Regions from separate parts of the Mus musculus genome. Here region 2 is linked to region 1. The links are chromatin loops, found by intact Hi-C in ENCODE. Cell type or tissue: left cerebral cortex. All regions are shown on one strand. Links, peaks and the distances in the headings refer to the core of each region. The heading gives the core; the rest is flanking DNA.

Region 1 (5,386 bases), core at 118-5,117:
TAGCCCATTGTGGGTGGGGCCATCCCAGAGCTGGGTTCTGTAAAAAAGCAGGCTGAGCAAGCTATAAATAGCAACCCTCCATGGCCTCTACTTCAGCTCCTGCTTCCAGCTTCCTGTGCTGCTTGAGTTTCTGCCCTGATTTCCCTAAGTAATGAGATGTTATCTGGAAGCATAAGCAAGAAAAACCTTTGCCTCCCATATTTGATTTGGTTATGGTGTTTTATCACGGCAATAATAGAAAAATAATATATCCTTACTCCCCAGACCCACAGGTTTCTTCCAGTATCTCTGACCTCTTGAGGATGGTCAGTCTAACTGATGCCTATCTGGAATGGATTGGTTCTCACTCAGCCCTGCAGATCAAAATACTTGCTGGCCACTTTCTGCACAGATTCCACTCAAACTGGCAAGTGGAGTGACTAACTCTCCGTCAGGTCTGCAGTAGAACCATCAGGAGCTGTCTCACCAATAACCTTATTTCTGATGGCGCAATGCCCATACCTAAAGACAGAAAGCTATTATTTGAAGTTGGCTAGACACTATAGTTTGCAACTGGTAAATAATTGTATGATTTGGATCTACTCCCTGCCCTAAAAATGGACTCATGGATTTGGACTCCAGATGATGATGTTCCTGAAAGGTGGTCAGACCATGATGGCTCTAAAGGAAGCAACGATTAATGGATTTGTGAATTTATACATTGGCCATATTACTGAGACAGGATGGAAACTAGAGATAGGGCCTAGTTGAAGGGAAGGGTCACTGTGAGCATGCCTTTGATAAGCATATCTTACCAGATTCTCCATCTCTGTCTCTCTGCTGCCCGACCCATAAGATGAATAGCTCTGTTCTTCCATATAACGTCTCTGTCATGATGTTCTGCCTCATCGTGGCCCAGGACAACAGAGCCATTGGGGCCATGAGGACTGAGTTTCTGAGATTATGAACCAAAACAAATGTTTCATTCTTTTAAGTCGTTTACAGCAAGCATTTTGTCACAGTGATGAAAAACTGACTAAATACAGATACAATGTTAACTAGCATCACAAAATCAGTAGGTGTTGTTTCTAGAACAAGTACATTGCTTACAGTCGACTGTCCACCATGAAGGTTATCATTTCTACGTGAGTGTTTTGATATCTGATGTGTACGAGGCTTGGAGTTTCACATATCACATTTCCTTGGACTGACATTTAAAAGCATATTATAAGGCTGGGCATAGTGGCACAGCCTTAAAACCTAACACTAGGAAAGCAGAGGTGGGTCTTTGTGAGTCCAGGGTGAGTCTGGTATACATAGTGACTTCCAGACCATCCAGGGTTACAAGGTGTGGCCCTTTTTAAATATAAATAAATAGATAAATAAATATATACATACATACATACATACATACATACATACATACACACACACACATAGACACATTCTCATCTCAAGGAATGAATAAAACTTTTAAAGGATAAGAAAAATGTATTTTTTCCTCTCTGCATAGCTGCCTGTTGCATCTTATGAAACTCGTGTGGAAGCATAGAATACTCAGACACAACTAGACTGCAAGCGCTTCTCTCACTAGAGGAAATTCAAACATCATTCTGCCCTCTGTGTGGCAAAACCTAAAAGCAGCTGCCAAGAAAGTTAAATTTGCAGGGTGGCTGCTGTGCTCTGAATATTGCCCTCCCCAAATCGTATGCTGCAGTCTAATGGCTACAGTAGTATTAACAAGTGAACCCGTTAAGAGATGATTAGACCACAATCGGATAGGTTAGGCATCATTCTGAAAATGTGAGTTTAACTCTGGGTTGTTCTCCATTTTGACATCTGCCATTGGGCAATGCAGCAGAAGGCCTTTCCTGATGCTAATTTAGATATTGATAGTAGACTTCTTAGCTTCCAGAAATGTGAGCCAATAAATCTTGTTCATTGCAAATGACCTAGTCTCAGCTATTCTGTTATGAAAGCACAAAATGGACTAAGATGGTGGTTTATTTGTGACCATTGAAAGTTGGCTGCAGACCTGTTTTCAAGATACAAATTTAATAGGCAAAATCCCCTTTAGAGATTTCCAGGGAAGCATCGGTTTTGGAAAAAGAGAACTAACCAAATCCACTCAAACTGTTTCATTCTTACAAAGATCATTATGGTACAATGGATGAATAATTCATTAACTTCAGTTACTTTTTCATGACTCAAAAAAAAATTGTCACAAAGGTAAAAAGCATATTAAAACACACACACACACACAAATGCACCTTTGTTTCATTCAAATAACACCTTGAATATATGAATATTCCGTTGGGAAGGTAATATCGGCCCCATATTTTTAACTTAATAACTTTATCATATTCCTGTAACAGAGGCATTCTACTGATTTACTCAATTACTTTGCAAGTACTAGAAAATCATATTTTCTGATTATTCCTATGCCAAGAGAACAAATTCACAGCAGAGAACAACAAACTGGTGACATAAAATAACAACACAATCTTGACCTTGTTTTTTCGTGATTATTATTTAACTCAATTGCATGTGATGAAAAATTGATTGATTTTAAATGCTATGTATAAATCATGACAAAAACAAATTACATGTCGTTAATATAAAAAGTAAGTGTGAAATTCTCTATAAATGTCATGTTTTAAATTCTGCTTTGAATATTTAGAAGCCACTGCACACATAGACCTTGAACAACAGACATCTCGTTTTCTAGGAGATGGCTTTCTACTCTTTTCCCGTTGCAATCATACAGATTGAAGTTGTGGGCAAGGAACTGAAAAAGAATTTTTATTAGCCAACACTGGAATTCACAAGTATCAACAACAGACCAGAAATTTTTATCAAATGATGCTAAACAGTTTGGGGCACAATGAATTTGCCTGTTCTACATGATTTGCATAGGAACAGCGCCTCCTGCTGGTGAGATCATAAAATCCACCTTCGACATTACTTCTGGAAATACTGATTGTTGTTTTTTGTTTGTTTGTTTGTTTGTTTGCTCTATATAAAATAAAACAGCACTTTTCTATTCCTGTGTAAGAGTGATGCCAGTGTCTATACAACCAACCAGAAAAGCATGCATCACACTCTCTGAAAAGAAATCTGCAGAGCTGACAAGAGACAGGAAGCTTGCATTTTCTAGGCTTCCAGTCACAGACCAGTCTAACCTGCTTTTTAGCTTACTCTCAACTCTGAATCAGCCAGCATTTGGTCTCCTCTGCATGCTCACTTAATACTCAACAAAAGAGCCTGGCCCATAGCAATGTATATGAGAATATCAGTTGTGTGTCTTATGCTATTCTGTGCCTTTGTTTTAGGCTAGCCAATTTAATTCTTACAGTGGTCCCATGGGGTGGGTTCTATTATTATTCCCATTTTTCAGACAAGAAAAGCAACTCAGGGGATTTAAATAACATACCCAAGATCAAAGAGCTACTAAGCATAGCCCATGAACCAGGCGATTTAGCAACACAGGCTCCATAGTATTTATCACTACTGTTCTCACAGCCTCATTCAGAGACTTTTTCTCAGCACCACCTCTCAGGGCTGTTGTCAGCTCTGTTATGCAAATAGCGTGTGTGCCACAAATCCCTTCTATAAAACCCTCAGAAAGCTCTACAGCCTTTCTCCTTGAGAATAAAATCCTTCCAGCAACTCCAAGATTCAAGAACAGTTGCTATGAAAGAAACAGTAGACTTCAAGAAAGCATCACCCAGCACCTAGCACCCAGTACCCAATACCACCAGGTGATGACTCATGCAAGTTTCTGTTTGAGAAAGGACCCCAAGCTGGCTGCTTCCTTCTGTTGTGTGCCACTTTCTGCTTTTCCACTGCTTGATGTCTGTGGCTTGTCTCTCAGAGTTAGCCCTAAAGGGAAAGTATAGTATCTGGGAGATTTCCTTGCAACCAGCCACACTGACTAAACTGATTCATGCCTAGGGAGAGACTTTGTTGCTCTTGGAGAACCTTTGGGACTAGAGTCACACCCTGCAGAATCCTTTGGGGCAGGGGGTCAAGCCTTCTGATGGCTCCCAAAAGCTCCCCTTTGTTGCTAATGCTCTGTTATCCATCTTCATTGACAACTGTTTTGTTTTGTTTTGTCTTCTCTTGTCTTGAGTTCGATTCCCTGCAGCCCAGCTCTGCTTAATCCTTTGTGAGTGTGCTCAGGCAGTGCTTGCTTCAGCCCACTGTCAGCTTTTTTGACATCTTGATAGAATACCTGACACAAAGAACTTAACTTAGAAAAGAAACTGTATCTTTTAACTCTTAGTTTCAGAGCTTTTCATCCCTAGGCCTCCAACCTTACACTCAAAAGTGGGTAGTACAGTATTGGTCATGACAGTAGGAGACCATGACAGAGTAGGTTCTTCATGATGAATGGTAGGCCATGAAAGAGAAATGGGTCAAGGACCAGATATGACCTTCAAAGACACATACCAAGTGATCTCATTCCTCTAGATACACCCCACCCCCTAAAGTTTCTACCACCTTGCAAGCATTCTCAAATTCTTTGGAATCCATAATTCCACAACCCTACCAGTGTTATACCTGCTTTAGCCTCCACTCTGAATATACAGAAATCACAGTTGTGCTTGAGATGTGGTTGCCTAGCGAGTGAAGTGTTGCAGGCGAAACCATCGAAAAGTAGGTGCTAAAGACATCCAAAGAGTTAAGGATCAGCATCAGTAGACAAAAGAGGAAAAAGGCAGTATGGGGCAGAAGGAAAGGTTCTTGATACAGGTTATGACAAGGCCTCCTCAGTACTTGGGAGCAAAATATTGCCCATCGGAGTGGATGTACATCAGGCCAAAGCCCAGTCAGAGGCACTCTGTGGACAGCAGGCCAGTGAGTCTTCCATTTAAAGGCATCTGAGAAATGTGGGCCCGTCCATCAGACTCAAAGTAAACACATTGTGCTATTCTCTGCTCTGCTCGTGCCAGAGGGACCACAGAGCAGGAAGGCAAATAATCTGTTTTCCATGTTATTCTTTTTGTTTAAAATGCCCAGCTAGTGCACAAGATGTAATCTTGATGAAATGTAGAGTATGTCTATAGTGAGATGTCTATTTCTGGAAGCAATTAGGAGGCAAGAGAAACCACACATACCAAGTGGTCTCATTCCTCTAAATATACACCACCCTAATCTAAGCTAAATACTAAGCTATGTCCCATCATGGAAAATGGCGAGAGCCATCACCATTGGCATGCCCCTATCCACATGCTTCTGCCTCTCACTTCCAGAACTAGAGAGGAGCCCCCAAATCTCATATGCTATTTGAATGAAGTGTTGAATACACCAAGAATAGGGGAAACCTACTATCAACTACATCTGTATCCTACATTCTTAGAAAAGGTTTTGTTCTACTCAATTCTATGTTTACAGACTTAACAGT
Region 2 (5,386 bases), core at 131-5,130, 810 kb before region 1:
GAACTGAAGAACACTTAGTTCCTATAAAAAAGGTAGTGGCAATGCAGTATATATTCCATTTATTCCCCAGACTGGAGCTATAAAGTGACCTTGCTAGAGTTGGATATAGAAAGTGAACTTTTTTGGTAGTGGTGTTTCAAAATTAAAACTCATACTTCATTGTCAGAAATATTTAGGAAAGAAATTTATGAGCCATGTTGAGGAAATTGGCAGCTACATTATGCACACTTAGCCACTGTAAAGTTTGTTTACAAGATCCAGCAGATGAATACACTGGCTAACAATTAGTTTCACTCTTAATCGTGACCCTCACAAAGCTGTTCTCAGCCGGAAGGCAGCGGTGCGTTGCTTCCCCCATGACGGAGTGCTCGGCTTTAAGCTGAGTTGGCATGTTGCAGGTCTGGAGTGGCGGCAGCTCTTCACAGAAGCATCACAATGATGCAGATCAGCAGCAGACATATCAAGATGAGGCAGAAATTGATAAATAGGTTCTGGAGATTCTGACGTGCTTGCTGAGGCATTTCAATAGTGGAGGCTCTCCTGATAGCCGAGCGAGTGAGGTATTGCACTTTTTCCATTATGCCAGGAAGGCAAAAGTAGGGAGACAAGTTTTTCTAAGTGGTCAAGAGAAAGATAAAAAGTTGACAACAGGCAGCCAAATGTGAGCTGTCTTCTTTTAGGAGACCTGGGATGTAAAAAATAGTCAACAGATTAGGTTCATACCTAAACCCGTTCTCTGGGTAGATATGCACAGCTTTGCAGCAGCTCGTTCCTCAGCTGTATTTTAAATCCCATCCCCTTCTCCAGTCCCCAAGGCCTCTCTTCTGTCTCTCATGTGTGAGCGTCTCACTGTCCTGGGTGAGCGGGGAGAGCCACGGCTTTGGCGGCTAGTACTTGATTTATGAGGTGCTTCTTTGGGGCTATTTTCTTGGTTACTTTTTTTAAAGCTCTGTTTCTCTGTAAACACAATTGATTTTAACATTTACTATTAATGTTTCAGAAATAATCTTGTAAAAAGAAATGCATATAGTAACATATCTTGGATCCTAGTTTTAGTCCAAAATAAAATAGTTAAGTGAAAAATATGAAATAAAAAGCAGATTCTAGCCACTTGCCATTCTCTTTTATGATTTATAGATTTGTAGAATCATTCAGTGTATTTGATCATATATACATCCTCCGGACTCCTCCCAGATCCAGCCTCTTGGTGAATGTTATTTTAAACACTTTAAGAAGATGTTAAGTACTAAAGACTTCCAAACTCAGAAGGCACAGTAAGGACTATCGTTTTAAACTATCACAGTGCCAGTTTTCAGCTAATCTTGGCTACCAGGGGTGGGTTTGTGTCTGGCCTTCTTTCAAAACTTCTAAACTATGGCTGAATATGTAAGGTTCAAAGCTTTGATAGTAAATACAACAAAATAAAGCGTGTTAACAGAAAATTAGCTACAGGTTTAAAAAGATGACTGTATATGTTCATTGGGTGTTTACTGGAGACACAGAGCCTCTTTACTTACAGACTAATTTGAAGTTTAATCTTTCTGATTTTTGTACCAGAGTGCTGGAAATACAATGTATATTTGGTTGTGGGAAATATGAGATCCCGTATTTTAGTTATGTAAGAAGCAGAAGAGAACCCAAGTTTTGTGTTCTATGTGTGTGGGATCTGTTCTCACTTTTGGAAGGATTGATCGCTACCAGCAATTCTTTACTTTTCCTAGTGGGACCTTGTATTATCTTCTCTCTCTCTGTTTAAAGAGAATAAATCGGAATTTAGGAAATTAAGTTCAGAAGTATCATTTTTGTTTTAGTAGGAGGAGGAAGAGGAAAGCTACAGACGGCAGTAATCCTACAGTACCATACTGTCAGGTGTGGCGGCTCTTGCCTTAGGTCTTATCACTCCAGACGGAGAGCAGAGTTAGGCTGAGCTCTGAGTTTCAGCCAGTCTGCTCTACATAGCAAGTTCCAGGGCAACCAGGGCTAGACAGTGAGGTCCTAGCCAAAAAAAAAAAAAAAAAAAAAAAAAAAAAAAGTCATATCCTTTGTTAGGAACCTGTTGGGTAGGGGTAGAAGTTATCTGTATAAAACCCTGAAGGAGCCGGGCGTGGTGGTGCATTCCTTTAATCCCAACAGTCGGGAGGCAGAGGCAGGCGAATTTCTGAGTTCAAGACCAGCCTGGTCTACAAAGTGAGTTCCAGGACAGCCAGGGCTACACAGAGAAACCCTGTCTCGAAAAACCAAAAACCAAACCAAACCAAACCAAAACCAAACCAAACCAAACCAAAACAAAAAAAACAAAAAAACAAAAACAAAAACAAAAAAGTTAGATCAACCTGTTACGCAGGAAAGCTCACTGGGATGAAGCCCCTTTAAGACTGCAGAATTGTAAGCTGGCAAGTTCCTTTGGTCCCAGCTTTGTTGTGCAGACTGAAGCGTCAGAGTCTCTTCACCTGCTTCTGTCTAGTTGTGATAAAAATTGTGTAAACAGAATGAAATTGGACCAATTAAAAAATTCTGTTAAAAATTTCCCTCTGAAATTAGCTCATGGCAATTGATATTTTCGTCCGTAGGTTTATTTTTATTGATGTATACTTATGTGAAATTGAACATATTTATTTGAATTAACACAGCCCCGATTTTGGACTGTGTAGTCTAGGCTGGTCTTAAACTTACTGTGTGTCACACTGGTTAGTCTTGAACTCTGCAGTCCTGCTTTTGCCTGGGATTACAAGGCTCCTGTGCCTCCATGAAAGTGATTTTTAGCCTTATACTGAAGCTTCAGAGTCTGTTTTTTTTTTTTTTAAACAGGCTGTAGGGAGACAGTATTTGGGAAGTTCTAAGGAAAATTGAGGGGCACTTAGCAAATAAACCCCTGTTCATGTAGAGGAGTGAGTGATGCACCCAATTCATGGAAAGCCCTGAAGATGTAGTACGTGCTCTGAAGCACTAGAGGTCCTCAGTTGCCTGTAAGCTCTACTGATGGGGCAGAGCATACACATGAAGGCTTTCCTTCCTTTCTTTTTTTCCTCATTTCTTTAAAAAGATTTTTTTTATTAGATATTTTCTTCATTTACATTTCAAATGCTATCCCGAAAGTCCCTTTACCCTCCCGCCGCTCTGCTCTCCAACCCACCCACTCCTGCTCCTGGCTCTGGCATTCCCCTATACTGGGGCATATAATCTTCATAAGACCAAGGGCCTCTTTTCCCAATGATGGCTGACTAGGCCATCTTCTGCTACATATGCAGCTAGAGACACGAGCTCTGGGGGTATTGGTTAGTTCATATTGTTGTTCCTCCTACAGGGTTGCAGACCCCTTTAGCTCCTTGGGTACTTTCTCTAGCTCCTCCATTGGGGGCCCTATGTTCTATCCAATAGATGACTGTGAACATCCACTTTTGTATTTGCCAGGTACTGGCATAGCTTCACAAGAGACAGCTATATCAGTGTCCCTTCAGCAAAATCTTGCTGGCATATGCAATAGTGTCTGGGTTTGGTGGCTGTTTATGGGATGGATCCCCGGGTGGGACAGTCTCTGGATGGTCCTTCCTTCTGTCTCAGCTCCAAACTTTGTCTCTGTAAATCCCTCCATGGGTATTAGAATACCCAAGAAGGCTTTATTTTCATGTGTTTATTTGGTAATGCATGCTTCAGAATTGTGTTGGGTAAGGAAACTGAAGTACTACACACTCTTGGAATGTCCAAAGAGACTGCTGCTTATCAGCCATGCTGCTATAATTTAGAAAGACTATATTTTTCATTCCCAACTCTAAATTTTTGTTTTTGTTGGTCTGATCAATGTGTGAATTCCTATATTAGATGAAAATTATATTCATTGTGTAAATAACAATGCAAGATTCTTTTATCCAGGAACCTTGAAAACAGTGACCTTGGGTAGAGTGAGCAGGTAAGAAATGAAATTGATGCACTGTAGGGATGCAATAGAGTGTTGAAGCCTTTGTTCAGAGTTATGGAAAAATCAGTCTGATTTTTAGATAACAAGCTTAAATGGATTGGAGGTATATTTTTTATCAATAGAGCAAACTTAATGATTGTATATTTTAATTTGATTCTGGTATGTTCATGTCTATGTGATTATTTTGAACTTTGCTGACTAGAATTTACTGCTTAAAAACTAAGGACATCAGTAACTTTATGCCTGACTTTGAAGATAATGTTTAGAATATCATACAGAATAGTACAGATCCAACACTTGATGGATTTAAATGAAACAGAGGAATGCTTTTTAGTTAGCAGTAGTTTGCATCCTCATTTTCTCAGAAAATGACCATTCACAGCATTTTGCATTTGCTTTTCTTTTTCTGTACCTTGTCAGGATGATGATGTATCTTAACCATGCTCATCACTGAACGGGATCAGAGGTGCAAATGGCCTCTCCCACAAGGTCTCCTATTTGCTTGTAGCTCTGTGAACTTCACAGAGCTCACTTGTTTTAAAATCTGTTCTCCAAATGATGATGTAGAGATGCATACAAAGAATTAAGAGGGAGTGTCTGTGTGTAAGTGCACTTAGGAAAATGTTCTTCAGAAAAAATGTGCTTATGCTGTGTAATTTATAGCAGTGATCTATACTTTAATCATCCTCACTTGATGTTTTAATATATACTTTGAATTCTATAGCCAATGCAAATATTATGTCTTGATAAATTGGTGAGATTAAGAAACAATATTTGTTAATAATGACCCAAATGCAGCAATTTTCCTCTATGTCTACTAAAATATTCTAAAAACAATTTTGATTTGCTTTAGGAAATGACACTGCGGCAACTCCTTTTGGCAAAGCAAATCATCTCATTCTTTTTTAGTGTATCTGTTACATTTCTTCATTGATTTTATCCTTTTTTGTGCTTACTTTTAAAGCATGTACCTTTATAAACAAAATACTTCAATGTCACCATAAAGCTATGTAGAAACTGTGCTTTATATTGAAAATTTTAACTACAGGCAGCATCTGCTTAATCTGCTAAAGATGCTTTCTATAGCAGAATTTATATTTTTTTCTAGAAGTTGCTTCCTTTTTTTTGTAACTAATTGTGATATAAGGAAATTCTGGTGGAAAGAAACTCATTACCTACCCCTTACTCCACTGAAAAAAACTTTTGCACACACTGTTCAAGTTTGAGAATGCTATTGGATAGGCATTAAGGTAAACCTTCAGGGACCGGGGAAAGGGCTCAGTAGGTAAGGCACTTGCTGCCAAGCCTGACGACCCAAGCTTGACTCCTGAGACCTACATGGTGGGAAGAAAGAACTGACTCCTACAAACTCTTCTGACCTTCACAGACATGCAATGACACTCTCTCTCTCTCTCTCTCTCTTTCTCTCTCTCTCTCTCTCTCTCTCACTCTCTTCCCTAGTCCCCCAGC

The links. A loop is a pair of places that touch in the nucleus more often than their neighbours do. Peaks named below come from ENCODE experiments on the same cell type or tissue, not always from the same donor. Only the 100,000 strongest peaks of a DNase experiment are listed, where the experiment ranks them.
Region 2: a loop joins it to region 1, with 14 times the contacts of the local background. A loop is called at or near these places in 5 of 42 quality-filtered maps.

What each region holds. Positions count from the first base shown.
Region 1 is chr10:52,531,582-52,536,967 of GRCm38, reverse strand. No RefSeq gene overlaps it. Among named protein-coding and RNA genes, the nearest start is that of Gm36065, 60 kb to the left of the region's middle. In left cerebral cortex, for the core only: a CTCF peak has its summit at 2,902 (motif pointing left); a DNase peak (open chromatin) is centred at 2,895.
Region 2 is chr10:53,339,056-53,344,441 of GRCm38, reverse strand. The region is part of intron 3 of Cep85l (centrosomal protein 85-like); the gene reads left to right. It overlaps Pln (phospholamban), which reads right to left. Exons shown (of 2, transcript NM_023129.5): 2 at 1-685. The coding sequence starts at 578. The coding sequence ends at 420. Among named protein-coding and RNA genes, the nearest start is that of Pln, 4.1 kb to the right of the region's middle. In left cerebral cortex, for the core only: a CTCF peak has its summit at 2,938; a DNase peak (open chromatin) is centred at 2,955.